2 separate regions of the Homo sapiens genome follow, and region 2 is linked to region 1. Evidence: read pairs that join two places in POLR2A ChIA-PET (ENCODE). Cell type or tissue: CD4-positive, alpha-beta T cell. All regions are shown on one strand. Links, peaks and the distances in the headings refer to the core of each region. The heading gives the core; the rest is flanking DNA.

Region 1 (16,825 bases), core at 5,408-13,407:
CGCCTGGAGCGTCGCAGAGGGACAGGCGAGGTGGGGGGACAGGGAGACGCACCGGCCCCGTGGGAGAAGGGCGCGGGTACGCAGGTGACAGGCGCTGAGGAATGAGGTAGGGAGCCATCAGGAAGTGGCTGGAGGGGTACAGACGGAAGGCAGTTCTCTCCGGGGAAGCGCGGAGGGTGCAGAAACGTGTACAGCAATAAAGGCCAGGAGCCTCGAAACGCTCGGAATGTTTATCCTCTAAGGAGGGTGGTCCTTAAACTATGAGGAGCCAACATTAGAAAGAACTGAGTAAGAGCGTTCTGTACTAGTCAGACGTTGGTTCAAATCGCCCTCACTTCTGAGCCATAGAATACTTTGGAAGAAGAAATACGTGGCCGAGTTAAACAAAATTTGGGTCACTTGAAAGAGACCTGACTTGTTATTATAAAGGAAAAGATGCCATCATTCTTCAAATAATTTACGCTAGGCAAAAGAGGAAAGTTTGGGTTGGTAAATACATCTGTTGTAGCAATAAACACTTCTGCTGTAATCTAGGGTAGGTTACCCAGTTAGATAAATGGTCATTACCACATAAGTATGATCCTATTATTTAGACAATCTATTAAATATAGTTCATGTAAAAATAAAGAATATTACAATGTAACCCAAAATAGAAATGCCTCATTTATCGCTTAGGTTTTAGTTCTACCATTTTAGCACCCTGAAGGCAGTTAATCATTAACAAAAAACAAGAATTATTTTTCAGAATTTGCTGGTAGGGAAAAGAGAAAAATCAGTCAGATAAACATTTTGTTACACATAAAAAAGCAACAAGTTAGCACAAGTACTGAGATAAAAGGGAAATTTGCAAATTAAGCTCTGTAAAGCCACCAATACACTCTTAGGCACACTGTTTACATTACAAATCTAAAGAAAAGCCAAAAGGTAAAGCAGAAAAGTGTAGGAAATGATGGCCTCCTAGGGGAGAGTAAGTTTAGGAGAAACAAAATGAAAATATATCACTCTAATAGCACCCACGTTTCACCCACAAACCAGAAAGGTTAGCCAAATCTGGGAAGGCAACCGTGAATCTTGGCACACAAACCCAAGCCTTGAGCAAAAGAATGAACATGTGATAAACAGAAAACACAGCATCAAAAATAGGAAAAGAAATTTAAGGCAAATTTTTAGTAAAAAGCCCAAATGATAGTAAATTTTTAAAAGTTAAAATGTGGGGAAATCTGAAGGAAGATATGTTAGCTAAAGTATAAGAAATAGAAATATGGTAGGTTAAATTTGAAATTTCCAATATGGATACTTTAATAGTTGCTTCAAACTAGTAATGCCTGACATGTTTCCCTGAAACCTGCCTTGTTTTCAGTAGGGACTGTGCACTCTAGTGCCTTGTTGTACAAATTTACAAACAATAGCAACATTTAAAAATAAAGAAAAATTATAGTGGTCCACACACACACAAATGTAATTTAGCCAGGCAATGTCACCTCAAGCTGAATGTTTTTTATAAAAGAAAAGAAAGCTGTTGGGCAAAATAAAATTTAAACTAAGAGAAAACACCACTAAACAAAGATCACGGGAAATATCAATATTAAGATAGACTGAAATAAAATATTGTAAACATGCTTATTACATCATTTTACAGAAATAAATAAGACAAAATGCCATCTGAATGTTTTACCCTCCTAATGACCTGGTGAATGCTAATATAATATGGGAATTAATACAGCAATCCTTAAATTTGAATAGCACCTTTTATCTGAGTCACAAATCTATTCAAAAACACAAAACATGAAAGTATGTAATAAGGACTGACATGGCCTTGGAAAATGATAAACAGAATAAATGAGCATAAAGGCATCTAAGAATGACTATATTATAATGAATAACAATATAGCACAATAAACTTTCCCTCAAGCACATTTTTTATTCCAGAACTATAAGAAATGACATAAGTAAAATGGCACATAGAGGTTAATGTACTAGTGGTATACATCACTGATGAAATTAATTACTATATATTAACTACCCTTTAGAATATTTCATTATAAGCCACTGAGTATTGGCCAGTGTAAAGCCAGATAAAAATAAATAACAAAAAAAGAAAGAAATTTGTCTTAGTCTGTTTTCTGTTCCTTATAACAGAATACCTGAAATTGGGTAATTTATAAAGAAAAGGAATTTATTTCTTACACTGTGGAGGCTGAGAAATTCCAGGTGGAGGGGCCTCATCTGGTGAGGGCCTTCTTCCTAGTGGGAGTTCTCTGCAGAGTCCTGTGGTGGCACTGGATATTACATGGCAAGGGGCTTGAGTATGCTAGCTCAGGGCTCTCTTCCTTTTCTTACAAAGCCAACAGTCCCACTCCCATGATAACCCATTAATCCATTAACCCATTAATCCACGAATGGATTAATCCATTCACAAGAGCAAAGCCCACATGATCCAAACACCTCTTAAAGGCCCCACCTCTCAGTATTGCCACATTGGGGATTAAATTTCAACATGAGTTTTGGAGAGGACAAGTATTCAAATAATAGCAATAATTAAGAAAATACCACCTTCCTAGGCATATGTGAACATAAACTATCACGGCAGGAGGAAAAAACTTCAATACAGGGATCTTATATTAAGCAATAATGATGCATGCAAGTATTGAAGAAAGTTAAACTTTATAAGTCTGGCCATCAAAATAGAAAACCTCAGGAACATAAAATATTGCAATTCAAATACATGAACTATTTAACATGTGGATGCACATTTAAAACAGAGTGCATCAATTTTCTATCACATGAGAAGGCATTATCCTGGCTACACACAAAATTTTTAAAAACTTAATGAAAGGACTACTGCATGTTTCAGATGGCAATGTATTAAGATAAATATGCAGGCAGATATCCGAACGCATTAAAACACATTCAGAGTTCTGAATAGCACATACATTTGTAATAAACAGAGAAAGCATTTAGAATTCGAGTGCTTTTAAGATATAGCAACTCCGCCAGTGACTGTGTTAGCAAAGCAATGCTTACCACCATAACACTTTCTAAGGACATGTTTTTTTTTCTTTTTTCATCTTTTTAAATTCAAATACAGTTGGCTATCTCTACACTCTTAAAGCAGCACAATTTATGTAGCATATTGCTCTTTTTGTCGTGTCAACTCTTTGTTTTTTGGCTTTAGCTGCAGGTGGTGTTTTCCATATATGAATTTCTGGGAATATGGTTCTCTGTTGGCCATATAAGGATGTGTGTCTGAGCCATATGTTTTGCTGTCATGTGTCTCATTTTGTCTGTCTGGGATGTCAGGACCGATTTCTGCATCGTTTCCTGAATGGACCAAATACCAATTTGAAAGAGCAGGGAGGAAGAAGCTGGGGCTGCAGCCCAAACAACTTTGTCAAAATATATATTGGAGAAGAAATGCAATATCCTGTAAACATTGCACGCTTCTTCTCACATATTATCTGTGACCGACATCATTACAACTGCATACAGTTTGGGAAACAATCTACTTGTTCAAGTTCAGAAGTTTGCAGTATTTGTATGCACAGAGCTTAATCAGATTAAGATCCTACGTCTTAAACAGATCCCACTTCTTTGGAGGTCATGGCATGGCACATGCTAGCTGCCCTACTCTGAGAGCTGTGCCTCCTGCAGCCAACCTGACCCAGCCTTGAACTTGGGGAAAGGAAGCTGCCTCATGCTTTTCTTGTCTAGTTAATAATTAGAACTCTGATTAAACTCTCTGACTAATTATGCAAGAAGTTCTGGCCCCCATTATATACCCTCACAGAATCTTGTATTTCTCCTTTGAAACAGTCATCACAGTCTTAATTAATTAACAATTTGGGTAATTACTGGCTTAATACATGTCTCCCTTACTAGACTGTAAGCCCTATGAGAGCAGAGACTGGGTGTCTTGCTCACTGCCATATTACTAGGAATTTATACAGTGTCCTTGTAATATTTATATTATAAATGAATAAATGGGAACAAAAGCTCACAGTGTCACTTGCAACCAATTTCCACTACAAATTGCATTGACAGTTTTTTAAAGTGATTGTAGGAAGAGGGAACATTGAAGAAGGTGGCTATATCATTTAAATTTGAATTAATTTAAATGAAATTTATGATTTAATTCCTCATTCACATTTCAGGTGCTCAATAGCCCCATGTGACTAATACTCTAATAGCGGACAGTGTAGATTACAGAACACTTCCTCACTGCAGAAAGTTCCATTGGACAGTGCTTACCCTAGAGAACTCCTTTAAAAGACAACTAAGGGAATCCAAGACCTGGCCAGGAGGAGTCTTAGAGGTGCTAAATGGCTTTCAGACATTCCAATGACATCTGAGTCAAGATAATTTTCCATTTTAGAATTAGCCTGTAGATCTGTAAAGTTGCAGGAAATGATACCTGTATACTGCTAAATACAAATTTAAGAACTTTCTAGACATGTCTGTACTTGAAAGGGTTCTGTAATACATTTTAAGTAATGTGTTTACTCCAAAAGCTGCTTTCCGTGAACATTTAAGTATCTCATAGGTGAAGTTAAAAATCACAGTCATTCCCACCCTTACCCCTGTACCTATATTATATAAGCATAGCTACCCTTAGAAATGCCTCTCTGGAAGCATTAATGTAGATACCTACTCGAACTGGGAGGGCATCCAGATAACAAATAATGATGCACTGCAGAGAATAATGGCAAAAAGCTTCAAAATGTTGCAGGCGAGTTAAAGGAGTGATGATAATGAACTCTAAATATAGGGTTTAAGGATTTTTTGGTTTTGTTTTCTTCCCCTAAGAAGTTGAGTTTCAGTTTTAGCTAGAATGATAGCGATCAAAAGTTATTTCCCTAATTACTTGGCATAGATGTAAATACAGAGTGGTAATTCATGATACAGTTTTAATAGACAAAGGTCATTATAGTTGAGGGGGAAAAAACCCAATGTTTATGTTTGTTTTGGGAGATCTGGAGAGGGAAAACGAGCAGCCATTGCAGCTGGCTTCTGGAAACCGACAGGATATCTGGGCCTTTTACTCAGAAACAATACTGTTTCATTGGGAACTTCATTGGAAAAAAATCTTTTAGCTACCTTTCCTTCCATGGATGTCAGTATGGATCACTTATTTGACAGGGCACGGTGGTAATAATTCCACCAAAATTGGTACCTTTATCTGGACCCAGATCCAAAATCGAGTAAGAAGAAGGAAGGATTCTTGAAATTGCCCTAGAGTCCACAAAGATGCCTCATTTTTTTCCTGTAGCTCGTGGAGTGCCCTTCATGTCCCTTCTCACTTGAGGACCTCCTTTCTGCTATCTTCTTTAACGTGCAGCTTGATTTCCCCTTGTCAGTCCGAAGCCTTCTCCAGTTGTTAGTTATTTCCTTCTCCATGCTCCATCACACTGCCTGAATGCAATGTGACATTTCATATCTATCTATATGTCTGCCTCTCCAAACTGCAAGACTCTAAGCATCTTGAAGGTTTACTCATGTATATATTTCTGCATTCCCTTTGACAGTCTTAGGACGTAAAACCAGGTACTGAGATCACAATCCAGATGTCCAGGCTGAACCCCACTGCAATTAAATCAGAATGGCTGAGGATGAGGAGAAGACATTCAGTTTTTTAAAGCTCTCAAGGTGATTCTCATATACAGCCAGGTTTGGCATCTACCAGGTTAGGTGATGTTTTAGAGACAGAGAATCAAATACTCAGGACATCTCTGAGGTGGTTTTTAACTCACTCCTGGAGTCACTTGGAAAAGCTAACCTGTTGTATGAACCAGCAGTAGACCAAAATTTGAGAAATGTATATGTGGGCAAGCTACTTGTTTCAAATTTCTAAAAAGGCAATAAAAGTGGGGGCAGGAAGCTACTGGATCATTGATTTGGCAAATAAATACATGCTATTTGAGGAACCATAATAAACTAGCATTTGGGCACTTGTTTGAGATTTACTGGGGTGCCAGAAATCCTGTGCAGGTATGTTATTTATCATGATAGACATTAAGTGACTAACCACAAAATTATACATGGAAGTACAGTTCTCAAACCAGTCTATTATTTACTGGAGCCAGAACCATCCAAGTTTCCTCTAATTCTTTTTTCAATATAACATGATTTTTCTCTCAGACAACTGTTCAACCTTGAGTGGGCTTCTCTTTGAAGGGCTGAAAACTGTTCAACTTATTTCCAGACTGTCACTGCACTTGAACAGAACCAAAGTATTTAGACTGTCCATGTCAAGGAGCCAACTGCAAAGCATCCTAGACCTAGTTGCTGTGCCTTTAATATTCTCAGAAAGCTCGAGGTAAAATCCTCCAATTTTTAATTCCGGTGAAATCGAACAGCAACTGTTCCCAATCAACTTTTAACCAAGATGTACATATCAACCAAATTTCCTTAGTTGATATGAATGTTATTTCTAATCTTTCCTAGCTTAATTGGAGGGAGAAAGAATTCGCGATAACAATGGTCCTGAATCCTTGTCCAGGTCATTTTTGTGGCAACATCAGCCAAAGGCAATATCTGATATTGTACTGCTATGCCCACCACCATAAGGCACTGGACGAGGCATTGTCCGTTGGAAGGAAAGCCACCATCAGAAACAAATGCTTCACACCTGGACAATAATTAAATACTACTGTAACACTTGAAATTTGTTGAAGTGAAGGAGAAATTAAATTCAAAACTAAAGCACATTGTATTTGGGCTGATAGAAAAAGAGTTGGAAACAAACTGTGGTGATGGTTGCACAACAGTGTGTATGTAATTAATGTCACTGAATTGTACACCTAGAAACAGTCAAAATGGCGTATTTTTTAACACATATTTTACCATATAAACATTTTCAAAAAAAAAAAAACAAAAGCAAAACAATCTTTCATGTATGCCTAGTATTGGCAGATATATAATACCAGGAAAATATCATGCCAAGCCTCAGAGAAACAATGAGCTACATCACATTGAACAATCCCATCCCCACCCCAATCTTACATTGCTTTGTCCTTACCTGCTAACAGCTACAGTCCAGTCTATGCTACACAATTAATATGATGAATACCTGACCCAAGGATAATTAACATGGATTGGTAATTAGAGACCAAGATCCCACTCACTTTGAGGTTCCTTCAATGTAAGAAAATGGTTCTCTTTTAAGGTTTTATTCAATACAATATCTTAGCCAAAAAAAGAGAAAGGCGCATAGACAAAAACAAACAGGAGTTCCTTAAGTCCAAAAAATTCTTTTGGAATGTTTTTCAAAACAGTAAAAATTAACTATATGCATGAAATAGATTTTCTCTGTTACACAGTACTTTGAGTGTCACGCTCATATATGCAGAACAGCTGCAATTGTAACAACTGTATAAAGTACTAATTTGCAAATTGTCTACATAAAAAGACTTTAGATTCTATTTTTTTAATAAAAGAAAATTTTGTTTAAAAAAACGCTTTCAAATTTAATCAGCTCAGTTACTTTTTTAGTGCTAGTAATAAGGATGAAAGTATATCTACATATAATAATTTGAAATATCATCTTTTCCTGTACTGTTCCACATTCAGTTTTCATATCATCTATTCCTATGGATTTTATATTAAAAACTTGTATTAATGATGGAGTTTTTAATGATTTGGAAATTCATGTATAAATCATTTTATTGAAGTTCGTATCTGTATTTTTTTCTTATACGCATAATTAAGGAATGCTAATAAAGTGAAACCAACTTACAAACATATATTTATTATGTGTAAAAGCATTAAATAAAATACTAAAAGACAGCTTCACAGTATAGCTATGCTTAAGGCATATCCAGTTACCTATCTTGTAGGTGCCTTTTTCTTTATTAATGTGTTCATTTAAAAATTTATTAGATAACTAGCATGGACTATACATGGACATTTTGAGCCAACATGAAGGAAAAAGTTGATAAATAATGCCACAGTAGAACTTTAAAAAAGAACTAGAGAGCCTTGAGGCTGTTTTTTAATCATTTATTTTTATTTATTTTGCAAAGACTTTTCATTTGTGTTATTTAATACATAAATACACTTGAGAGAGAAACAAATAGCACATTTATGAAAAATTTTGATGGAAACCAGCTTTCTGTTTTAAGGCTAGACTGCTTTAAAGGTCAATATCCACTATTCTTCTATTACTTTTACAGTTGAAGAAACACTACATATTCACATTATATTTAATAAAAATTAACCTCTCATCTCTTCTTTGAGGTAACAAGGCTCTCAAAAATAACTTTTTATTTCGCTTTGTGCAAAGGGGTTTTGTCACTAAAAATTTACAACACTGCAACCAAGTGTAAATGTATCTTCAAGGCTGGCATATGCCGCAGTTTAGGATGTAAAACCAAATCTTGTGGCATTCTCAATAGATTTGAAAAATCCAATTGTTTGGCCAACATCCAAGTAAGAATAAGTATATATATATATATAAAATATACACATAGCATAACATTTTTATATGTACACAGATAATATTTGCATGTTATACAAGAGAGTATTCCACAATTTAAAACTAGTCTACCACAGTTTTCATCAGAAAGCCTTTAAAACTCAGAGGTAGTATAATACCCCTACTATTAAGTAACTCCCACAAAAAGGAACATAAGTCACATAGTGGGAAAAGTAGTGGAGAAAAGATAGAGAAACTAGATTTGGGTCTTGCTTCTTACTCTACTCACTAGCTGAGTGATCCTTCATTAGTTAAGCAGGATCAGGTTCCGTATCTATAAAATGAATGGATAGAGTCTGATCATCTTTAAGATCACATAAAAAATCTCTTTCTTCAATTAAAAAAATTAAGTTCACTTGAAAGAGAAAATATAAATATAAGGAAATTTCTCACATGCTACGTTAGATGTTTATCTCTATATAAGAGACAGGTGTCAAACAAACAAATAAAAAAAAAAAATAACCGCTAAGGCAAAGAGAAACTTTAACTCACCAGATTCCATCTGTTACATCTGAATTCATGCATAATTGATTATCCATGACTGGTAAATTCTTTTCTCACTAGCCGACCACAATTTTCTAAACGTTGTGTATTAAATCACTACTAAAGTAGACTGCATTTCAGAAACGGCATGGGGCAGAATACCAATATTTTAAATGAAAAATTACATGCCGGTTAGTAATAATACAGCTGACCTATGTTTAAGGGAGAGAAATTTTAATCATGTGCATATTAAATATTAATAACCTATTCTGTTATTGTTATAATAAGGTTAAGTAGGCTTCTCCATGCTTAAAGAAAGAGGGAGAAGTAGGAATGCATAATGGTGCAAAAAGATACAGAGACAGGAGACAGACATAAGGAAAATGTGTCAACAATAAACAAGAGGAAATGAGAAAGAAGGAAAAGATGAAGGTGGAAACTAATCTCTATGTGTCATTATGACTGCCAGAGTACTGGCAAAGAAGCAGCATCCTTTTATTTCAATTTTAATCATTTCTGAATTTTAATACCCGGCTCCTTTTGTAATTCTCCTGGCATTCCCCATATGCCTCCATCCCAGCCAAAACACCAGTGTAAATTAAATGGCAGGCAACCACACCACTGATGTAGCCTCCCCAAAGAACCCACCAGGTGACCAAAAGCAAAAAAGGTATGTCTACCTTATGTCCCTGAGGACCTCTAGCCAATTAACTGGCTGAATGTTTTCTACTTTCTTTAATTTTGAAAAGAAGGACAGTAGTTAGGTAATCTACAGATAGAGAATCATTAAAAAAAAATAAAGCAAGCCAGTAGTAATACAATAATCAGTGACCATCAGGGCCTGGAAAAATGAGTTTGCTCTCATTGGCACTAAGGAGCATCACATGATTATTTAATTACAGCTCTAATTTTTGTCTCGTGGATGGCAACATATCAACAATTAATAGGGCAAATAGAGGAGACTGTGTTTTTAAAGAGACAGAATGTGCATGATAATGTAATAGGTCACACAGCAGTGCACCACTTAAGAAATTCTGTCTTTTGTGTAACTAAATAGGACTGTCTTACAAGCAGCCCCACTCATATTTTAAAATGAAAATAAATTTTAAAAGGAAGTGTCTTTTTTAGATAACTTTCATAGAATGCCTAGAACTTTTCAGAATATTTTGGATGCAGCTAACACAACCCTACTGCAATTTCAGAATTAGTTTTAAGGAATGGAGTAAAATATTCATATACAAACACTCCAAATCTTAGAGTACTTTTCAAACAATGTATTTAAGCTGCAATGAAAAATATCTTTTTATGCAATAATTACAGTAGTATTTATTCAATGGGAGCCTGAAAAACAATCATTATTGTAGGAAAGAACGCATAGAAGGTCAATCAGCCTTGAGGCACTAGTCCATAATATTTTTGGTTCTGGAATATCAGAAGGATGGCTACTTGGTGGCTCAAATTGCAAGGAACTCAGGGGAGTGCTCTGTTTGACTCCGGTATTGTTTGTTACCACAACCAAACACCAAAGAATGAAGCTGAGCAGGCACACTTAACCTAATACTGAAGGTCAGACAATGAGGATAGAACAGAGACCCAGGTGCTACCAAAAAAAAAAAAAAAAAAATCATCCAATTATCCAGAAAATGAGGCATGTGCAGATTAAGTGTTCAGATAACCCTAGTAAAAACAGAAAATTAGAAAGAAAATTCTCTTTGCCAATAAATCTTTATCGGCACAAGCTACATTTTATATTTTATCATTAATTTAGCAATTCTTTAATGAGTGCTCAATACGTACAAGGCACAGAATGCTAACTATGAACTTTCTGTTTTATATAACACAGACATACCTTATTACTTACTTACTTTTTTGTAGTTTAATACTTACAGAAATATATAGCAGCTTCTACAAACTTCAGAAAGTGGGAATACTAGTGCGTTTTTAAGAGCCATATTACGAGGTTACAAGATCTACAAATTCAAATCAACCAAGATAACTCAAATAGTTAACCAATTTGATAGAATTGTCTAAGTAAGCCTAAGTCCAGCTTTAAATCCCTCTAGTTTCAGTAACCCATTGTTTTGCCATTCTAGAAGCCATAGTGAAAATCCAGGTTTGAGATTTAGACAATGAAATAATCTTAGAACTACCTCTGTGATTAACTGCTGAAATGTATGTAGAATATTAGGTTATATAGAGTTTTAAGTAATCACAATTTGGCTAAAGAAAAAGTGACTAAAATTATTCCACAAAAAGAAGTATTAAGAGGAGCAAAATCAATTAAATAAGCTTTTAATGGATTATGTTGGCCGAAGTCATCAAAAAACAAGAAAACATGGGTATCTCAAAATACAATTTGGAAAAACTAAAACCACTGAGGAGCAATAATTTCTAATGACACTGGAAAGAAAAAAAAACAGGAGAAAAATTTTATAACCCAGTGAAAAGTTTTAAAATTAAGTTGCTTTAGTAGAAAACCTTTCATAATTCTGAACCAAAACCCTGACTCCATACATTCTAAAAGATTTTTTTTAAAGAATCAAGCAAGCAGCCGCTTGTATGTTAAGAGTATACATCATTCTTTTTTAACATGGTTGTTAATATATAGTTAACATGTCTCAGAAAAGGCTGTAATTAACTGTCTACTGCTCTAATAACACTAATAAGCATACAGTATTATTAAAATACAGTGATTCTATACAAACTGTCATTGTTAAACTTTTAAGATAATGTTCTAAATTGTTTCTGAGTCCTCTTGAACCACCCAAAGGGAAATGCAACTCTAAGAAAATTTTTAAAACATAGTTATTAAAATATTGTTTTTTCCTCCCACAGTCTGGAGATCACTGTCTACCATTAAACAGTACATCTAAGTATCATTTCAGTTGGTGAAAATACAATGGGAAGCATTTGGATTATTTTACAAATTCTATAGATTTTTTAAAAATTTAAAACTGTATGCATCTTAATTTAGTACTTCATTCATTGATAAAATATTTTCTGGGGGAAAGAAAGGCTTGCTATATCAAGAATCACATAGCCTTGTTGTTAATCCCCAATGATTTCCATTGTCTGTTTCACTAGAACAGGAAAACTCAATTGCATTCAATATCAAACAGCTAATTATGGATATGCTATATTCAAGACTATCTCCATTTCAAAGATATCTGCATACACTAGGTTCTATTTATAATAATTATTACAATAAAATATTTATAACATAAAACCTCTTTTGCCTTAAAGTCCTTAACATTATAAACATTAAAAGGCCAAATTGTCATTTACATGCTCTTAATGGCATATCAGGAACCAATGAATAAGACTATAGAGGAATCTCTAGCAATCAACTCTACTACATGCCTAGCTTCCAGGAAAACTGCATCTAAAGAATGCCCCCTCACACAGATTACTGACTACCTTTTCTTTAAATATTTCAAGAAGGTCTAATAATTCTCCCTGGGAACTTGCTACTGTATCTCACCACCCAAAAAAGAATGCCCACTGAAGAATTTTTCTTAGTATCTGGTCCCAAATTTTCTAGAGCTGAGAAAAAGCAACATCCCAACAGAAAGCCCTCCCCCGAACACTCAATGCCTATCTGTCACTGTGGCTGGAGTCCTGATTCTCCACATGTAACATTACAGTAACTTTTCTGGCACTTACCCTCCAAATATCAGAAGCTGCTCTCTGAATCTAGCCCTACAGGAGATGTCTGAAAAAGTAGTCTTTGATGAGGTGACAATGATGAAGTTCTCTCTGGCACTGCTAGCAAGGCAGAAACATCCCCAAATGAGGTGGTTACCAGTTGCCTGTGAAGCAGCTGGACCATTACTGCAGTTCTGAGGGTGCGTCACAAATCAGGTCATAGCTCTGGGTAGAGTCCACCCACTTCACCCAGTATAACGCCCTCTACTTCCTGCACACCTGGGGGAAAGGGGTGCGGGGGGCGGGCAGCTTAAGTCCACATAGGTACTAGTAAAGGCACAGCGAGGTGCAGCCTGACATCTGCTTCTTCCGCAAGCATTTCAGCCTCATCTGGGGACCTGCACCCCTAGGTATTCAAAAATGTGTGCAACAATAAGCAGGCTCTAAAATGAGTGAGGAGTGTAATAAAATATTGCACAGTTAAATGTTTTATCCAGCGAAATCTTTTCTCCACTGGAAACTGAACCAACTCTTAATTTTTGATTACAAGCCACTTCTCTACCAAATGTCAAATAACTGGACTGAATAAATTTCAGCAGAAACCAGGGACATAAATCCTGAGGTACCAGTTAACTAATTTTCATCTCTTGTAACTAAACTACATCACCGCATAAACTGAATTACATCCTTGAAAGTCCATTGAAAGAGGTTATTAGAATTTCGCTTCTGAACTTTCAAACTGCAACAACTGTAAAAGTGATACAAAATAACTTGAAAGCATAAAAATAGGCCAATATGTTGAAGAAATGCTACACTACTAAATCTCACCCTGAATATATACACACACAATCTGTATCTATTTACTCTGAAATATCTAATCTTAAAAAAGACTTAAAAAAATAAACAGCAAAAGATACCATTGGCATAAGTTCAAAAGTATGAAATAATGTGTGTTAATGTGTTGATCACACTCTATGAAGACATCAAGTTTAAATAGACTTACCACTGAGAACAGCATTTAGGAACGATATATAAATTACTATAGTAGACACTTTTTCTTCAGTGTAGTGAAGGAGAACCTTATGTAACAGATTTGATTTATATGTTGTTATTAAGACCATATTCTACCCTGATGTCAGTGGAATATGTGACTAGGTATTGATAACTGTGTATAGACAGTTAAGTGTAACCGCTTTTTAGATAATTTAAGTGAAAATAAGCCTTTTCTCAAGTTAATTGTGAGTTCTGGAATTCAACTTTAACAGTATTTTGATGTTTCAAAGGGGTCTTGAAAAAGAAAGGATTTTTATCATAAAAGAAAAACAACAAATACATTTAGTATTACAACAAAGTAGAAATCTCCCTTATTTTAAGGATGGCAGATTAACAAGAAGTCAAATGAAGGAGTTAAGAATATTTTCAGAGAAAAGCTTAGCGAGTCAATCAATAAATCAATCAATGAGCCCCACTTTATATTCATATTTTCAGAACTCCATTAAAAACTTAAACATTCCATCTAAGACTTGGAAGAGGAGACACTTTATTGAAGTTATTATCTGAGGAATCAAATAGTTTAATCTTTTTGGAACTTTGTAGAAAGTTAATTTAGCAAAACACATTTGAATGTGTTTGAACATATTTATCCTGAGGTTGCTTTAAGATGACTATTTTAAGTGGCATGCAGATTCTTTTGGGGTTTTGATGTTATAGTTGAGGTATGCAAAGTAAAAGTGCATAACATTTCTTTCAACTGGTTCTCACATGACAGAAATGAAAAGATGAAATTACTTGTCTTTAAAGTTTTGCCATAGGGAAATGATAAGAAAAACTCCTCTCGACCCCTATCCCCAACCAGGAAGAGTCTGAAGCCCTGGATTATAGCACAGGTAGATATTAAAATGGAGACAGAGCCGTTATTTAGTGGTGACAGGAATATAAATACGTGCACTAAACTATAAACTGGTATTTACTTCAGGAAGGTAAGTAATATTTTTCCTCTGATTGCTGCACTGTCAGTTTAATGCAGCGTAAATAAACAGTAGGTGCCTGCTAGCTCGAAGTAGGAAGTGTTCATTCCACACGAGGAACAGATTACTGAAGCCTGATGCTCATCATGCTGAAACATAACTTTCATTTTACCAGAAAATATACCCTACTGTGGATGATTTTTCGTGCCTGATCTATTAATTAACTTAACTCTGTTCTGTCAAAATGTAAACCAATTTGTAAAAATCATCACAGAGTTTTGGAGTTTGAAAACCAAATCAATTTGAAAAGCAAGAGTAATGACTGTTCTGTAATCTGATCACAAATGCTAAAAATGAATACTTAATATAATAAGCACAAACCACACAAAACTGAAAAAGACGAAAAACATTTTGAAATATCATAGAACTTAATCCAAGTTATCTGATTTACTCGAGATAGTCCTCATTTGTTAATTAAAAGCACCTGGCACCTTTAATATTTTGCAGCCTTGTGCCACTTTGGTCTTTTCAATATGTATGCTTATTCTGCTCTCTGAAATATCTGAAGGTAAACCATTCATAAAAATCAAACCCCATTCCTTAATTCCAATAGAAATATTGCTGAACTCTCCTGAGAGAAGCGGCAAGTTTGAAGATCAAATGATGATATCCTTCCTAACAGCATTCATGTAAAACGTGTTTTTTCTATTTTATGTATGCCACAAAGCTATGACAGTATATAGCAACTAATTTTCTTTTTATATATGAGTACTGAGCAAAATATTTCGTGGCAGCATTTAAAATAAGAACCCATCTTATCTAAAAAGTGTAAAAGGCAATCTGGGGAGGTTTCTATTTATAACATGAACAAAATTCTGATAATCAATATATTGAAAAGGGAAAAGAGATTAAAAACATTTTTGCATTCAACTACATCATGTCTAGAAATAGTCTGAAGATTGCTTTAGTCATATGCATTTATTTTAAATACTTCATCAATTCCAAGTGCTAATATATTAATTACAGCCATCCAAGACAATATGTATGGAAGAAACTATGTGTGTAAAGGGCATATCTATGTATAGCCCTTTTGGAAATTTACAGAACAGATGAAAACCCACTAGAGTGCTTTATAGAGTCCCTGCTGTATATCCATGTTGTGTTTAGCTTAACAGTGTTTGTAACCAAAATATTTTTACAATAATGAGGAACAGGTGCCTGTCACCTGACCTTTTAGGCCTAATTTACAATCCACAACCTGTCATATGAAAAAGAACTAAAAATTCTCCTCCAGATATTTTAGTCTTTACTAAGTTAATGTAGTATTTCTTTACCATCACTCAGCATATCATGTCTTATTTAATCACAGGTTCATATAGCTGGCAACAGATTTCTTTGCAGAAATAAACCAATATTCATTTTGTTGTCGTTCTTAAGATGCTGGGAGACAAAAGAACTACTTTTGTAGATTATCAACCAAAGAATATATTAATTTCTTACAAATCTGAACAAAAAACATTCCTTTTGAATACTTTTACATACAAAGAACTATTATTTATTACATATTTCAGCTTGTGGGAAAGTGAGGAATGCATTGATTCTGGAAATAACTATTCAGACTTTTGGAAGTTATTTAGGTCTTCTTTCTCTATCTTCCCCCCGCCCCCCATCCTGCCCTCCCACCAAATTTTAAGGAGGTAGTACTTTAGGAGGGAAATCCCTATTCGTTATTTTTTCATATATTATTTATATTCATTATTCAGAAATAAATACAAAATTGAATTGTAATTTTATTTCTCTTGTATAATGTTAGATGTAGCATTATCCAAATTTGACAATGCCTTGTATTTTATAGCTACTGTTTAAATATTATGTATTACCTATGACTGAACAACTCTACATTTAAAATATTGTTTTCATTAGAAAAAACTATGAAGTAGTAAGTGTCAAATGAAGATGAAGAATAAACATATTTGGTATATTTATAAAATGCATAGTCATTTAAAACGTGTACAAATAGAATACATAGTTTGCTACTGTTACATTTTATATAGTATACACATTGTCTACAGTGTATTTAATAATGTGCTTAACCAAGTTAATTAAAGTATTTATGTCTGATGATTGTGTAATAAACACTTGGAGAGGTAGTGAAAGATACAGCCAGTTACTTCTGCTAACTAAAGTTGAAATTATGCACTTATTATAACCTTTTCTAACAATGTGAGAAAAACAGAGTAAATATATTAAATTTGTTTCA
Region 2 (16,825 bases), core at 3,482-11,481, 340 kb after region 1:
TGCTACTTTTGTAGCAAAATATTTTTTGCTATTGTTTCTAGTACAACCATTCTGAATTTCATCTGATGGGGTTGGACAGAATTAAACCATTTGACAAAATTGGGCAGAATTGGGTATTTTAGGAGGGTCACGTTTGCATATTTGAACACTTGGACTCCATTTCATCTTATAGCCAGAGGCTTTAAAAAGAGCAGCATTCTTTTCAAAGTACTATCATATAAAAATGTCTTCATGGTTTTTGCTTTAAGAGAGGGAGAACCTATGCTTACCTGTATTGTTACCACTACTGTTGGCAGATTTTGCAGTAGAATCTATTGCTATTGTGGAAAGTGTTTTGCTACTGAGGGTATCTATTGCTTTATTATATTTACCTGTTTTCTTGCAATCCACACACACTAACACTAGCTCCAAATTGTATAAAACAAAAAATCCAACAGTTTCAAAGTGAAATTCAAAAAAGGAAAGATGGAAGTCTCTCCCACCACTCCTCTTTCCCCCAGGAGGCTAGTTGTCCACATGGTGACCTCTGCTGAGACACACATTAAGTACTTCAAAGTCCAGCTGGCTTTCTGTGGGATGCACAAGAAGGTTCTTGCACATCTCACTCTTGTTGTCTGTAAATGACTGTTTTACTGCACTGACATTTCCTCCCAGAATCAGGTGGAAGGGGTTTTCCTATTCTGCCTGCACCCTTTTGAAAAGAATCACTTTGCAATTATTGGTGCAGTTGCCCATCTACAGTGTGAGCCAGGCAAACCAGCAGAGCATTGCTTGAGCATGAGGATGGAATGTCTCACTGGTTGGGTAATGGTGACAATCTGGGAACAGACAGTGACTTATGTTGATCAGGATCTCTCCTGCCCAAACTGATGGCTGGGAAGCAGGCCCCTTGGCCCACAGAGAGGACAGCATGTTCTCTCTCTGGCTGGCTGCAAGGTGGGAAGCATTGCTAATCTGAGTAATGTGAGCCTGTTAATCTTGGAATTATCTAAGAAAAGGCAATTGCCTGGCACTTCCTCAGCACACAAAGCAGGAGCTGCTATCACTACTGCCATCAACAAGGTCTAATCGGACAGAGGCTTCAAAACAGCTGAATGATGTACACACAGATATCTGCTGGTCCCAGAGATGCCCACTCTCTGAGTTCCAGATGAAAGTGGAAATGCACAGAAACGCATGAAGGCTTCTGGGCTGATTAAAAACTCAACACAAGTTGTTCTCACACTTTTTGGAGAGATTGTTAAAAACACATATTCCCAGGTGCTTCTATATGAATTTTGAATTAGTAGGGTCTGGATCAGGGTCTGAGCCTTTGCTTTTCCAACAGACTCCCGGGAGAAGCTGATGCTGTAGGTCCAGGGACCACATGTTGAGTTATACTGCTCTATATTCTTAGAGGCAGAGGGCTTGGTTTTCTGGGAAATTTTTGCTCTGCATCTAATGGTTTGGAACCTCTGGAATTTATGACTATTGGTCTTTGAGTTCTGATTGACCTACAGCTTCACAAATGGCCCGAATATTATTAGATTCAAAGTCAAATGAATTTGATGAAAACACATCAATTAGGCACCTCTATTGTTCTTTCATGACAAGACTTGTCCAGCCTAGCAAGAGGAACCATTATTAGGGGTAGAGAAAGGAAAAGAGAGAGAGAAAAGGGTAAAAGTATGTAGCTGTATATGTATTTTGTTGTTGTTTTATACAAACAAAGTGGAGTTTTAAAAAGTTCTCTCTCAGCTTCTTGGAGGAGGATGTTGGTTTAAACAAAAGTAACGAGAGAACCCTATCCAGACCCCTGAGGTGCTAAAGAGAACCCACTTTGCTACACACTCTATGAATGTTGGTGATTTTGAGATGATCCCTTGATATTGAAAACAGAGGTGTGCATTGATTCCTGCTGTGACCAGGCTGCTGGAACATTTGACTGACTCAATAATAATTATCCCCGTAGTGTTCTCAGGTAACTATTGTGGAACTGCTGGCTCCACACTCAGTTCGCTCTCTCCCAATTAGTTTTACTCTCAACACTATTTAACTGATTTTTAAAGAAATACATTTGTAACCAAAATAAAATATTAATGACCAATGTTATATATGTAACTACTGTACAATCCAGACAAATAATCATCTCTAGTCAAGCAGGGTTTCTAAAGGTATGTAATAAGGTTGTTAGATGAGTAAATAAGTTTGATTGTGCTTTTAAGCTATGCAAGCAGAGAAAAAAATGTAACAGACTCTTATCTTGTCTGAATCTGCATCACTTAACACATTTCTTTGTCTACCTAAATTGTATGTGTGTGTTTTCAAATCTCACAACAAATCAAGGGAAGTTTGATTTGTTCAAATATTATTGTATTAGTCAGAATAGTTTCAATAATTTTGCAGCAACAAATGGCCATCAAATCTCTGTGACTCACACTATATGCCCAACATCAGTCAGCTCTGCTTGTTATAGTCATGCAGGGACCATGTTAATGGACAGTCCGTTTTGATGCATGCTGTTTGTCCTGATTGGAAAGGTAGAGAAAGGGCAAGGTGCACACTAGCAATTAAATGATTGAGCCCAAATGTGATACATGTCACTTCTGACCACAATCAACAAGCCCCCTGACTGTCGAGGAAGTAGTCATAACCTTGTCTGTCTTCAAAGAGATAGTGAAGCACAGCCTCTCATGAGGGAAACTGGATATTGGTGAACAGTGGGAGGGTCTGCCTTAGGTAGAGTCTGCACAACAGTTTGAATATGAAAGGAAAGAACTTAGGAAATTTTATTTGTCTGCAAACTACAAATGCATGTCAGTTTGTGGCATGAATCCAGGCTTGACTAGAGCCTTCTTAGAGAAGGTCAGATCTCCTTTTGAAAAATGGTGTAATTAACATTTATATCAATCACTTTAAGATAAAAGATTTAGACCACCAGGTTAAACTTCCTGTGCTATTAGTCTGCAAGATGTAGTGAAAAGTGCACGGCCTGGGAATGAGACCAGGATTCTAGCCTTGGATCTACTGCTCTTTAGAGAAATTGCCTTACCATCTCTGTAGATGAAGTGGTCAGACAGACAGAATGATCTGTTAGCTTCCTTTCAGTTCCAAGATTCTGTGATTCTATGAATTATAATCTTCACTTAGATTTATGTAATATTGACCAGAATGTGGTGTGGTGGAAAAAAAGATACTAGAAACTATTAATAATAGTGCTGGCCTTATAATGGAGCATACATAAGTCATGTAATGAGCTCCCTTTAATATCACACATATATTCGGTTGGTGCCAGAGTTGAGTTATCATTCTCAAACCATCTAAAATGCCAAGATTACAGTCTGGTTGGAAGTCTCTTCTGCCTGCTGGGAGGGAGCAGAGCAGTAATGATTAATTGTAAAGGACAGGGACTCTGGCTTTTCACCTGCCTGGTCTCTGTAGCTTTCAGGGTCCTGTCTGTTTGGATCGATGGTTTGCTAATTACAAACTGTCTTTGGAAGGCTCCACCATACTCTCTGGTGATTCATGTTTTTGCATTGATTTTCACATAAGCTAAGATGCAGTTGCACCATTTAAGCACTTGGAAATTGGTCATCAATGAACTATTTTGGACTTAATAGATTTGATAACACTCAAAGACTCTTTATGTTTTGATTTTTAGATTATACTACCTAATATATGTCCTATTTATCTGCTTTTTAGAAGGACTCTAGTAAGGATAGGCTCTGATTTATGGATCGGCCTCTGTAGGCAGCCTGAAATGGAATAAAGTCTAAAATTTACTTCAGTATTCCCCAGGCTACTTATTCAGTGAATGTGTACCTCATTTAGACCTGAAATTTTTCCTGCTACTGAGGTGATCTTCATTTTAAATGAGGAGTTATTTTCTTCTGCACCATGATTGGATCTCAATTACCAAATTCTAGGTTTAGAGCCACATCCAGTCCTTTGGATCATAAGTACTAATTCAAGAAAAATTATACTTATGAGATTGTCTGGCAGATACCTGGAATGAGTTAGCTAAACAGTGGTTTTATAATTTTTGAAATACTAGAAAACAATATGTACGTGATTAAAGTGGTCTGCGATTTAGCCAATGTGAGTTTCCTGCCTTCCTTTCCTTCAAGCTTCACAGCCTTCTTCTCATCTTCCCAGCCTGTCCCTAAGGCAACTCAGTGGCATGCTAAGGCACGAAAGAGCACATTTAGGGACATCTCCAGAAACAATGGGCTTGGAGCTTTGGAACCGCACTTTAGTGTATTGGTCAAAAGCATGGACTTTGGAGGCCCTATCTTGAGACCTAGATCCACTTTGAAGCCTTCCATTTTTTATTTCTGTTGTGCCTACCCTCTTTAATCCCGCTTCCTTATATGCAAAATCAAGATAATTATACCTAACTTAAAGAGCCCTCCTGAGGAGAAAATGAGAGTAAGGAAATTAGTAAGATGCTTTGGCATGTAGTAAACACACAGTAAATGTTAGCTTTTCCTCCTCCTCTTAATAAGCTACATGCCTTACTTAGGAGTGCAAATTATGATAAATTAATAGAAAAATTGATTCTGCCTTTGATCAGTCATTGATGTGATGGTATCTGGTTTTATATCCTAATTTTTAAAAATAATTCATATGCAAAAGAAAAGAATCAGAACAAAAAAAAACCAGATATAACAAATGGAAGAACATTATTTTATTCCTTCTGAATGTAACTTAAATGTCACTTACCTGGGAATTTCCAAATCTTCCAGTGTTGTTAGGTCACTCTTTCTTGGATGTTTAAGTAAAAATAAAAATGGTTTGAACTCATCCCATGAATATTCAAGCCCCCATAGGGATTCTCAGGCTCTGATCACGTTTCCTAAATAATTCCTATTTTCTGCTCCTACTGAATCTTCCAAAAACGTCGTGTCTCTCTTCCTGTGGTTCTCTCCTCTCTATTTAGAATTAACCCAAACTTCTTATCCTGGCTATCTCTAAGGCATTACTGTGAAAAGTGGATGTGTGAAGGGATGAAGATAGTGCAATATAGCAATCAACTTAAAACTATGTTCAACTCATCCTTATTCCTACATGTCATTACCTAGCCCCTATACTGGTTAGTTTAACATGTCAATTTGGCTAGGCTACAGTACCCAGGTATGCAGTCAAATACTAGATATTGCTGTTCAGATATTTTGTAGATGTGGTTAACTTCTATAATAATTGACTTTAAATAAAGGAGATTTTCCTCCATTACACGGATGGGCCTCAACCCCTCAGTAGAAAGGTGTTAATAGCAGAACTGAGGTTTCCCTGAGGAAGAAGAGATTCTGCCTCAAGACTGCAACATCAGCTCTTGCCTGGGAGTACAAATTTGCCCACCTGAGCCCTATCATGTAATTGTATAAGCCAGTTCCTTGAAATAAATCTGTCCATTATCTATCTATCTATTCTACTAGTTTTGTTTCTCAAAGAACCCTAACTCCTGATACAGACCTTTTCCACACTTGGAATTTCTCAACCATCTTATTTTCTCTAATAAAGTAGATTTAAAGGGTGAAAAACTGATAGCAATAATTCATTACACTTATTGTTATAAACAATACTGGCTGATATTTAATCAGCACTAATATGTGTCAGGCAGCCATTCCTATACTCTATTCAACCACCTCTCTGTAGGCTCCTAATACATCGAGCCCAGGTGAATTTTAACCATATCATATAATTTTGAAGGGACCTTCATCAGGATCCTCTACTCCTGACAAAAAATCCCTAAGTGGACTGCGCCAGCACCAGAAACTCTACACATTCCTTTGGGCTAAAGTTTTTGTTATAGAGAATTCTTTGCTTGAAAGAAATGTCCTAGGAGAAAAAGGTGATAATAATTTAGCTGCTAGGAGACCCAATAAAATATCAGCATTTTCCTGACAGATAAGCAAAAAACAACAATGGCCTAAATTTTTAATAAGTACAGTCTTGAGAATTATCCTCAGGGAGCAGACCTGGATGTAGTTCCTCAGTGGGGGGCCACTGGCACCTGCAGGATGTGGTAGAAAGAAGAGGGAGAAGAAAGGTGGGAGACTGCCAAAGGAAGTGTCTACTCCTTTACACTTCAATTGGTTCCAATCACACCTGCTCCCTTTAGGGGAAGCCTTTCCACTAAATGATGATTGTGATGACTTGGCAGGCAGACTGAATTTGGATGTAGGTAGATTATCAAAAAGATATTTTTTGCCTAATAACAAGACCCTTTTCTGAACTGCAAAATATGTTCTCTGCTCCTTTCTTTTCCAGGGTCTCATAGGAAGGAAAGGGTGATTATCTTGTAGTCTACTCTTGGTTTCTCCACTTGTTCCTTTAACTTCATCATGTTCTCTTGCTTTCTCAAGAACTTTGTTCCATCTGTATTTATTCTCTCTGTCTTTGTCCCAATCTTGAGTCTTTCTGCTCTAGTGTACCGAAGCCTCCTCCAACTTGAAAAAAAACTTTCCCACATCCTGTTACCTCCTCTCTTAGCTCACTATAAAGTGTCTATATTTCTGTCTTGATTTCTTCACTGTTCTTAACTCAAAGCGATGTGATTTCTGTACAATTCATTGTATTAGTACTCTACAACACTTTCAATCAGTTGTGAAAAGCAAGTCTTTTTTTTAGTTCTTGTCTTCCAGGACCTCTTTCTAGTACTCAGTACTACTGGCCAGAATACATGACACCATTTCTCATTTTGACTTTCTTAACACTTGCTGATTCTTAAAAATGTCCCCTTTACTGGTTGCATTTTCTCTTCCAATCCCCTAAATGTTGATTTACTCAAAAGTTTAGCTCTTACTTTTCTGTAATAGTATTCAGTCAAGATTTTTACCCTCCCACAAGATATTTTTCTGTTCCTTCTATATACATAAGACTCTTACTATTGATCCAAACCATTCTCCTGAATCTATTTCTACAAAAATCTCTGGCTACCTGCTAGTCATTTCCATCTGGAAGCTTTTGTATCCTCTCATTTTTAGAATATTTGCAAACAAAGGGCTTATCCACATTCAAAAACTAGCGCTTCTCTCTCAAATATCCTCATTTTTTTCCCCTAGTCACTGGGGTTACAAACTTTGGAGTCCCTTTATCTTTACTCACAAAATCTTATTGCACCTTCGTGAAGATGTTTGCAGTAGATTCTTTTAATTCACTTCCCTATTACCATCCTATCTCCAGGCTTCAGCATTCAGATCTGGATTATAGTCCTCCCCCCATCCTTCACCTCCACATTGCAATGATCTGTAATCTGGAATGTGACATTTTTTAGCTCCTTTGAAATGCTTTCCTCCTGTTCTCTTCTCCTACTCTTCCTTTGACACCCACCTCAAATTTCGACACCTATTTGTTTGTTTCAGTTGCCAGTAAATCCCATCTTTTCTGAATTTCTGAAACATTTTAAATCACAAATATATCTTTATTTAAATATGTTTATGTCAATGTCCTCCTGTCTTGACGAACAGACCTGAAACTATTTGGAAGTCAGGGACTAGTTATTCTAAATCTTATATCTCCAATATTTAAATGAAAGTTTGTTGTTGTTAATGCTAAGAGTCTTCAATAGTTTTATTTCTACCACAAAAATGAAGCAGTATTCCGTAGTATTAATAGTTAATGGCAGAAGCGTCAGCCTTGGTTTGCACTTCAACTCTGCCAAGTACTAGCTGTGTGACCTTGGCCACATTGTTTCAACTTGCTAAGCTGTACCTGAAAAAATGTAGATAATAATAGTACCTGCTTCAAATGTTTATAAGAATGAAAAATATTTTATATATATATATATGTAATATATATACATAAAGTATATATACATGTTTGGCATACTGCCTGACACATAGTAAGGAGAAAGGAAATGTCAGATATTACATAGTGGGTACTCAATACATATCTGATGAAGGACTGAGTTAATACCACACTGCTGAATTAGAAAATTTTATACTTTTATAATTTTAACACATTTTTCAAGTCCTATTTCTGTATTTGTTTATCAAAACCTGAAAGACTCAAATGAATTAAATGTTATTACTGAATTGTTTTTTACCAGGCTTGGGCTGGGAAAAGTTAGCAATATTTATTAAGTGACTGTTGAGTTTACAGAGCTGTAGGAAGCTGATAGTGCCTTTGGGTATAGATTAGACTGACTTCATATTTCAGTAGAAAAGGCAGATAGAAAAATTTCATTTTTGACTCATTAATAATTAGCTATCTGATTTAAAATATGTTGGTTTACCTCAGCTAGTTTTTTTAGCCTTTCTAAAAGGTAGTAAGAATTAAGTTAAAAATTAATATATTTAAGTATTATATTCTGTAAACAAAAATGCTATATAATAAATACCTTTACTTGAATATTTTAAATGATTTCTGTATAATTTTTAATTAACCTTAATTATTTTTACTAATTTCATTATTTGGAAAATATTTTTTCTTCTGTTTCCTAAAAATGCTGGTCTTTCATTTACTTGGAGCCTTTTTTTCTGGATAGTGAAATATGAATGTATTAATTACTTACTATGTGTCAGCAACTATGCAAGGCATACACAAATACATACGCACATAGGCAATGTAATAGTGTTTAATAAAGTATTACTAAAGTGCTAAGTGAACACAGAAAAAAGGAGTAATTAATTTTTCCCTTTGAGGGTGATGGCAAAACTATGAATGAAGATTGGACTTTTTTTTTTTTTTTTCTGAGCCTTGGAGGTAAAGTAAAAGTTTGCCAGTACACATGTGGGTGGGTATTCTTGGCAGTAGTAACAACATAAGCAAAAGCAGACTGGCTTGAGAGTGCTATTGTATTTATAAAATCATGGATACCCTGTTATGGTTATAACATTGATGTGTGTATGTGTGTCAGAGGCAGTGGTTTGCTAGTGTCAGTTCACTCGTGAGAACCAACTGTGCGTATCTCTTCCTGTCTGCATTCACTGGTATCTTATAGGTAGCTTGAAATCTGCCATTGTGGGGGTACTTGTACCCCCACAGTTGGCAAACACAACAAATCTGGGTGTTGATGGTGGTGGTGATGGTAGTTGGTTTCTTCCCCCCCCTTCAGAAAGCTGATCGCTAAAGATGCATGAGCACACCTCTTGTAGGAAGTAGCAGTTTGACAAGGTTAGTCTGAAAGGATAAATAACATGAGATTGTGAATGGCTTGGTAAGATAAACTAAGGAGTTTGCATGTTAAATAAGTTCCATTTATGACTTATACTGATATGTGACATTTTGTGGGCAAAATCTCCAAAGAAAATTGAAATTTTGCAAAGTGGTAACACAAATATATCTAAACAGAAACTTGATTTTGAGGACAAATAATTATAAACTGTGTGAGTAGATTAGCATTGGCAATGCTTAGAGTAAGGAGTAGAAACATTTGGAAAATACTTGGTGGTCCTGTCAGCCAAAATAAAATGTTCTCTGCAGTTGTAAGAATTCTAAGAGTCATTTCTGCTATGTAAACATTTGTTGGGAATGCTAACATTTCCTCTTGACTTCATCTTTTAGGAAATAACAAGCAAATACTAAACCTATACAATTATTTATTTAATACCCTTTCTCTTTGTGTTTCTTTTAAAGAAAAAAATGACCAGTGAAGACTTTAATGTGTAATAAGGAAGTAGACTAAAGGGTAGAAGTGGCAAATTAGGTAACTTCCTTTAAATAGATGATCAATCACAATTATGTGGGGCTTTGCTGTTTTTGAAATGAAATAGTCAATGAGAGCAAGCTAATTACTCAACTAATCTTAACTCTGTTTCAACTATATGACACAACCTGAAAGAAATCAAAGAAGTAAGCAGAAGAATCCTAAAATTCCTCTACAGGAGAGATTCAAGCCTGTACATGTTTATATTGATTTTTGTTAATAGATAATATCTTCCAAAGCCTAGGTTACAGTAAACAGTTTGTCAATAAGGACAACTGCACTAATTGAGTGCTTATTATATGCCAGAACTGTTCTACAAGCTTTACATGGGTTCTCTTGTTTGATATTCTCAACAACTCTCTACTGTAGGTTATTTGTATTATCTCTATTTTACCAAGGAAGTAGAAGCACAATGTCAAAGAAAGTAGTATGTGACAGAGCTAAGATTCACATCCAGGTGGTCTACAGCCACAGCAGCTGCCCTTGTAACTACCATCGTATAATACAGTGGTTTTTAAAATGTGGGCCTGGGAGCAGCAGCAGCAGCAGCACTGCCTGGGAACTTGTTAGAAAAGCAGGTTTCAAGGACCCTCTGCAGGACTGCTGAATCAGATAATATGGGATAAGGCCCACAGTCTGGGTTTGAATAAGCCTGCCCGGTGATTCTGATACATGCTAAAGTTTGAGAACTGCTAACCTGTACTACACGATCTTTACAGTCAGGTCTAAGAATATCCAATATCCTAATGAAAATGATCTTATAACATTGAACAACATGCAGATGCATGTTGCAACCAATAGAGTGAGCAGGAAAGCCTTCATGTATGTTGGAAAAGGAAGAACTGTCAGTTTATTCTGTTTCCAGTATGACTATGCACATCACCTTGCACAGTCAGAAAAAATAAATTGTATTCTGAAGCAAATTAAAACAGGGTCACACCGATGAGTAAAATCTCCAATATAATAAAACCTTTACATAAGCCTGGGATCCCTAAATAAATCATTTGATAACTTACCTGCTTTAGCTATGTTGATGTCTGAAGATACGTTATAACCTTCCCAAGTATGATAATCATCTGAGAAAGTTGTTGTCTTTTCCACCATGATTAGAATGAAATAAATTTGTTGCATTGGTAATTTTGTCCGCATGTGTGCTTTTAAAAATAGTTGTTGTGTATTTTATTTGATGACCCAGGCCTTCTGAAATCTGATTCTGATTCTGCTCCATTTATCTACTGCTTTATAATAAACGCCCCAAAACTTAGCAGTTTAAACAATGTATTATTGTCTTTCATCATACCACTGGTGGACCAGGATTAACTCGGAGACTCTCACTTGTGGTCTCTCATACAGCTGTACTCAGGTGATGGCTGGAAAGGAAGTCACTGGAAGGTGTGACAGGGCTGGAGGACCACAATGGCTCAATTACATGGATGATATTTGATCATGGATGTAACCTGAGAGCTCATTGGCAGCTGTTGACCAGAGCTCCTATACATGGTCTCTCTTTGTGGCTTAGATTTCTCCCATTATGGTATATGGCTGACAAGAGGGACGTGTCAAAAGCAAGTTTTTAAGGCACCTCCATGGAAGCAGAAAGGCTTCTAATAATCTACTTTCAGAAGCCCCAGAACACAATTTTTGCTACACTAAGGCCAGCTCAGACTCAAGGGGATAGGAACTAAACTCAATCTCTTGATGTGAGGAACAGCATTCATGTAAAGTAAGGAAAGGAATAAATGAGGCCTTCTTTGGAGACTACCATATGCTCTCTTGAACTCTTTAAAGTAAGCATTTTCTTATGCATCTTTTTCTCAGTTTTCTTTTGACAATATAATAATTTAGTTAAGTCTTAAAGTTAAGGAAGGGTTTGCCTTTATCACGGACTATGTAGAATCTAAGATTTTACCCTTTTGGCAAGCTAACAAGTTATTCTGCCACAGTCACATGGATGATGGTAGAAAATACAAGATTCCTGGATCAGAGACAAATTATACCTTATTACTCACAGTGATAGAAGTAACCAGCATATCAGTATATTTTTTGCCAAGGTTCCCTGAGCCTCAGTTCCCACAGGAAGACAAGAAGAGGGTGAGATGACTCTTGAACACACAGTAGGTTGTGTCACAGGAGAGAGATCCTGAGCTTAGGAAACTCAAGTCTATTTTATAATGAGCAGTAAGAAAACCTCTTCTTTGCTCCAAAGGGAGACACTGTCTCTATCTTCCAAGGCTATTCTCTGTATAAGTACCCTGAAGGGATAGCCCAGAACAAAGGCAGACAGTATCTCACTTTTAAGACATGCAGAAATGAAAGAGATCCATAGACAATTGTCCCCAAACAACCATGTGATGGTGGTCATGACAGGGGTGGAAATGAGGGGAAAAAGATGGATCATCTAGATAGGAAACAGAAGCAAGAGAAGTTTTATATTTTGAGAATTGTGAGGAGTTCCACTTAAAAAGGAGTAGAGAAGTAAATGAGGATACAAGAACCTCAAAGAACTGTCCGTAGCATGTTTAAGATTTTGAAATTCTTATGTAAGCAACACCAAACTGCTGAAAGGCTTTTATGAGGGAAAAGACATGATCACAGCTGGGGTATTGTAAGCTTACTCTAATAGGATCTGCAGAGTATTTAAATTCCTGGAGGAAGAGCACTTATTTAGAAGGAAAGTAGATGAAGAGAGCCTGAGATGAGAGTGTGGCATTCAGAGTGGAGAATCAGTAGTACCTACATATGACAGATGTTAAAGAGATAGACTCCATAGACATAGACTGGGCCACTGCTCTCACCTCTTAACACAGTCCATTGTCATTATTTGATTATTTGTTTCTCCCATTAGACTTCCCTTTTTCGGGGGAAGAACCACATTATATTTTTCTTTATACTCTCTACATCTTTCTCAATTTTGGTTTGGTAGATTGGTTGATGTAGGATAGGGTTTAAAGTGTATCAAAAAATGTACAAATTAGAGGCAAATAAATGAAGTTCCTAATCCTTATGGAACTTACATCCTAGTGGAAGAGATAAGTAATAAATGAATGAACAAGTAAGCACCTATTCTTATGCCAGGTGGTGATGAATGCTACGAAGAAAAATAAAGCAGAACAGAGGATGGTGGGGGCGGGGGCAGTATTTGAGATAGGGTAATCAGGAAAAGTGTCTTGGAGAGAATACTCTCAGAACTTTTGTCACCTCTTTGCTAAAACTGTTCAGCAGGGGCACGTGGGTATTTTGGATATGCAGAATTAGTCCTGAGTCCAGGCGGTAGTGTTTACTGAGAGTTGATGAAGCTGCATAAAAATGTCCAGGAGTGTTTTCCTGCGGATTCACCCAGAAGCTGACTCTGAGACAAATTTAACAAATAAATAACAGTATAAATACACATGTAATGAATTAACAAATTTATTCTTGAGGTGGTCTTAAGAAACACCGGTTGGCAAAGTGAGGAAATGAGACCAGCATATGAAGGTAACCATGAGTGTGGGTAACGAGCTGAATTGCACTAGGGAATTCTGGAAACCAGTACAGAACATGCACCTCAGCAGTCTCCGGGGGTGGACTGGTCAACATTTTACACTCTGGGGATAAAAAGAGTTCTGATTTGTAGTGTTTCCTGATTGCTTTGGTGTAAATACTCCCACCCTGGCCTATTTTAAACTGTCTATGTGATACAACTAAACATGGAGTTTGAAAGGATGCACAGTAGCAAGCCATTAGTTACACTGTATTTCCAAATAAATGTAGTAAAATCATTAGAAGATGACGCATTTGAGTATTTAGCACCCTTGTTTTTCATATTGTTTACTTAACTGAAATGTATACAATTAATTTTTAATTTTTAAATTTTAAATGATGACTTGCCAAATTCCTAAGTATTTATTATCAGCCCTTGGGAGCTGGTGTGTCCTGGCTGTAGCACATCACTGGAATATTTCACCTGAGAAGTGAGGAGCCTGGGGTATTTCTCTGTAATGGATAATGGCTTTTCCTAGAAGATGGGGAAGGGGGAAAAACTTGATTCTCCCACTCTTCAGGATTGTGCCTGGTGAGAGCAGAGCACTGAAACCCAGAGAAAACTCTCTGAAGGAGACACTGGTAAGACCTGAGGACTGAGTGAAGGACTGATGAGGTGATATAGTTTGGTTATTTGTCCCCACCTAAATCTCATATTGAAATGTAATCCCCAGTTTTGGAGGTGGGCCCTGGTGGGAGGTATTTAGATCATGGAGTGGATCCCGCATGAATGGCTTGGGCCATCCTGTCGGTGGTAAGTGATTTGTCACTCATTGTTTAAAAGTGTGTGCCCTCCACCCCCTGCACTCCCTTGCTTGCTCCTGCTTTTGCCATGTGATGTGCCTGCTCCCCCTTCACCTTCTGCCATGATTGAAAACTCCCGGAGGCTTCACCAGAAGCTGAGCTGATGCCAGCACCATGCTTCCTGTAAAACTTGCACAACCATGAGCCAATTAAACCTCTTTTCTTTATGAATTATACAGTCTTGGGTATTTCTTTATAGCAATGCAAGAACAGCCTAATACGCAACATCTTCTGCAATTAGGTAGAAATGATCCTGGGTCATGATAAAATGAAAGCAAGTGAGCTTAAGAAATGATACTTTCTGTGTTTGGGCTGGTAGTTTTGAAGAGTTTGGCGTTTACCTTTATATTGGACCTGGTTTGGTGCCACCATGTCTTATCTTTGTAGTAAAAGCCTAATATATACAGCAGCCTTGGTGTGTTTGAGGAAACAAAAGAGATAGTAGGCATTTGTTGGCAGACACCAAGACAGGGAAAGAATAGTAGCTGTAGGAATAAAGATTGAGATGTTAGTACCTAAAAGTGAGGAGCAGCAAAAAAAGATGCAAGAGAATGTGACTCAGAAGCAGCCATACCCAAATACCCCTTTACCCCAAAGACTCCAGAAAAGGGAAATGCTTGTAAAGCATTTTGGTGAAATCTTGCTGTTCTGTAGATGTAACTAAACTGGCAACATCCTGTATAATCTATGCATTTTTAAAAGATGTAGAATTGGTGACCTTAGGCATATTTAACAACTCCTTTGAGTTTAAGACTAGACTGGGCAACATAGGGACACCCCGTCTCTCATAACATAACAAACAAACAAACAAACAAACAAACAAACAATCAAAAAACAATTAGCCAGGCATAGTGTTACACACTTGAAGTTCCTGCTACTGAGATGGGAGGACTTCTTGAGCCCAGGAGGTTGAAGCTGCAGCAAGCTGTGATTGTGTTACTGTACTCCAGCCTGGGTGACAGAGTGAGAACTTGTCTCTTAAAATAAAAAGATAAAAAGAAAGAAAACAAAAGAAAGACAAGAAATGAAACTCCCTTGGTCAGCTTTTTTTCATTTTTAAATACTTACACATTCTAATTATTACTGATATTTTAAATATATTTATTAAACAGATATTTATTGAATCTTTCAATATACCACACAATAACCTGAAATTGTTGCTACATCAAGAAAGTCAGTCCAATCGCTGTGCTGATTAAAAATATTGCACCTTAGTCAAACTTGAATAACAGCAAGACCTTCATTGTCTCAAAGTCTGTTTCTGTCCTGTTTCCTTGTCATCCCCAGGAGATGCAGTAGACCCCTACAGAACTGATTGCTTGCCTAAAGATATCAGGATCTGCACTAAGGACAATTTCAGATTTGAAATGTGTCCCAACCCTAAGTCAAACCAAAGAATATAAATCATTGTTCTATTTAATGCAAGGCTACCCTAGCATCTCAGGAGCAAGTTCCCTTCTCCTCCTTACATTGTAAAATGGATCAGGAGCACACAGAATTTCAGAGCTGGGTAAATGAAATTTCAAAAACGACTAATTCTAAGCCTTACCTTCAGTTCTACACAAGAAAACCATGTCTTTGATTTCTATTTACGGGAAAGCTGAGAAACCACCATGGTGGAAAAAGTGTGGGATTTGCATATGAAAACCAAAGTTAATTACAGCAACACTTTTGTTAAATATATATATAAATATATATAATATAATATATTATCTTATATATGTATTTTATATATTATATATATTATATATAATATATAAAATATATATTATGTATTATATATAATAATTATATTATTATATATTATATATAATAATTATATTATTATATATTATATATAATAATTATATTATTATATATTATATATAATATATTATATAATATGTATTATATAATATATTATATATTGATAATATAGTATATAATATGTATTATATATAATATATATTTATAATATATTATATATTTATATTATATTATATATTTAATATATATTAAGTATATTCTATAAATAAATATATTTATTTACATATTATAAATATATTTATATATTAAATATATTTATATATTATATTATATATAAATATATATTATATTTTATATTATATTATAAATATTTATAGATATTTATATATATTATATAAATATTATATATAATATTTATATATTATATATATTTATATATATTTATATTTATATATAATATAAACATTGTATATAAAATATATAACATAAACATTGTATATAAAATATATAACATAAACATTGTATATAAAATATATAACATAAACATTGTATATAAAATATATTATATTATAATATATAATATATTATATAAAAATATATTATATTATAATATATAATATATTATATAAAAATATATTATAATATAATATATTATATAAAAATATATTATAATATAATATATTATATAAAAATATAATATATTATAATATATTATATAAAAATATATTATAATATAATATATAATATATTATATAAAAATATATTATATTATAATATATAATATATTATATAAAAATATATTATATTATAATATATAATATATTATGTAAAAATATATTATATTATAATATATAATATATTATGTAAAAATATATTATATAAGAGATATATTTATATATTATACATATTATCTATAATATATATAGAATATAGATGTATAGATTATATATAGAATATAGATATGTAGATAATATATATCTACATATATTATCAATATTAATATATATTCAGTATATATATCTATATTCTATATATTATTATATATAATATATAGATATATTTATATATGTATTCATTTTGAGACAGGGTCTTACTATATTGTCCAGACTGGCCTCAAAAAAAACATAA

Evidence for each region. Peaks named below come from ENCODE experiments on the same cell type or tissue, not always from the same donor. Only the 100,000 strongest peaks of a DNase experiment are listed, where the experiment ranks them.
Region 2: POLR2A ChIA-PET joins it to region 1 with 6 read pairs; 4 of 35 experiments call an interaction of 5 or more read pairs at or near these places.

The regions. Positions count from the first base shown.
Region 1 is chr3:18,425,949-18,442,773 of GRCh38, forward strand. It overlaps a transcript of SATB1 not described here. Among named protein-coding and RNA genes, the nearest start is that of SATB1, 9.0 kb to the left of the region's middle. In CD4-positive, alpha-beta T cell, for the core only: no CTCF peak of the experiment used is centred there; a DNase peak (open chromatin) is centred at 12,793; H3K4me3 peaks cover 5,984 bases; H3K27ac peaks cover 4,383 bases.
Region 2 is chr3:18,772,261-18,789,085 of GRCh38, forward strand. No RefSeq gene overlaps it. Among named protein-coding and RNA genes, the nearest start is that of SATB1-AS1, 340 kb to the left of the region's middle. In CD4-positive, alpha-beta T cell, for the core only: no CTCF peak of the experiment used is centred there; no DNase peak of the experiment used is centred there.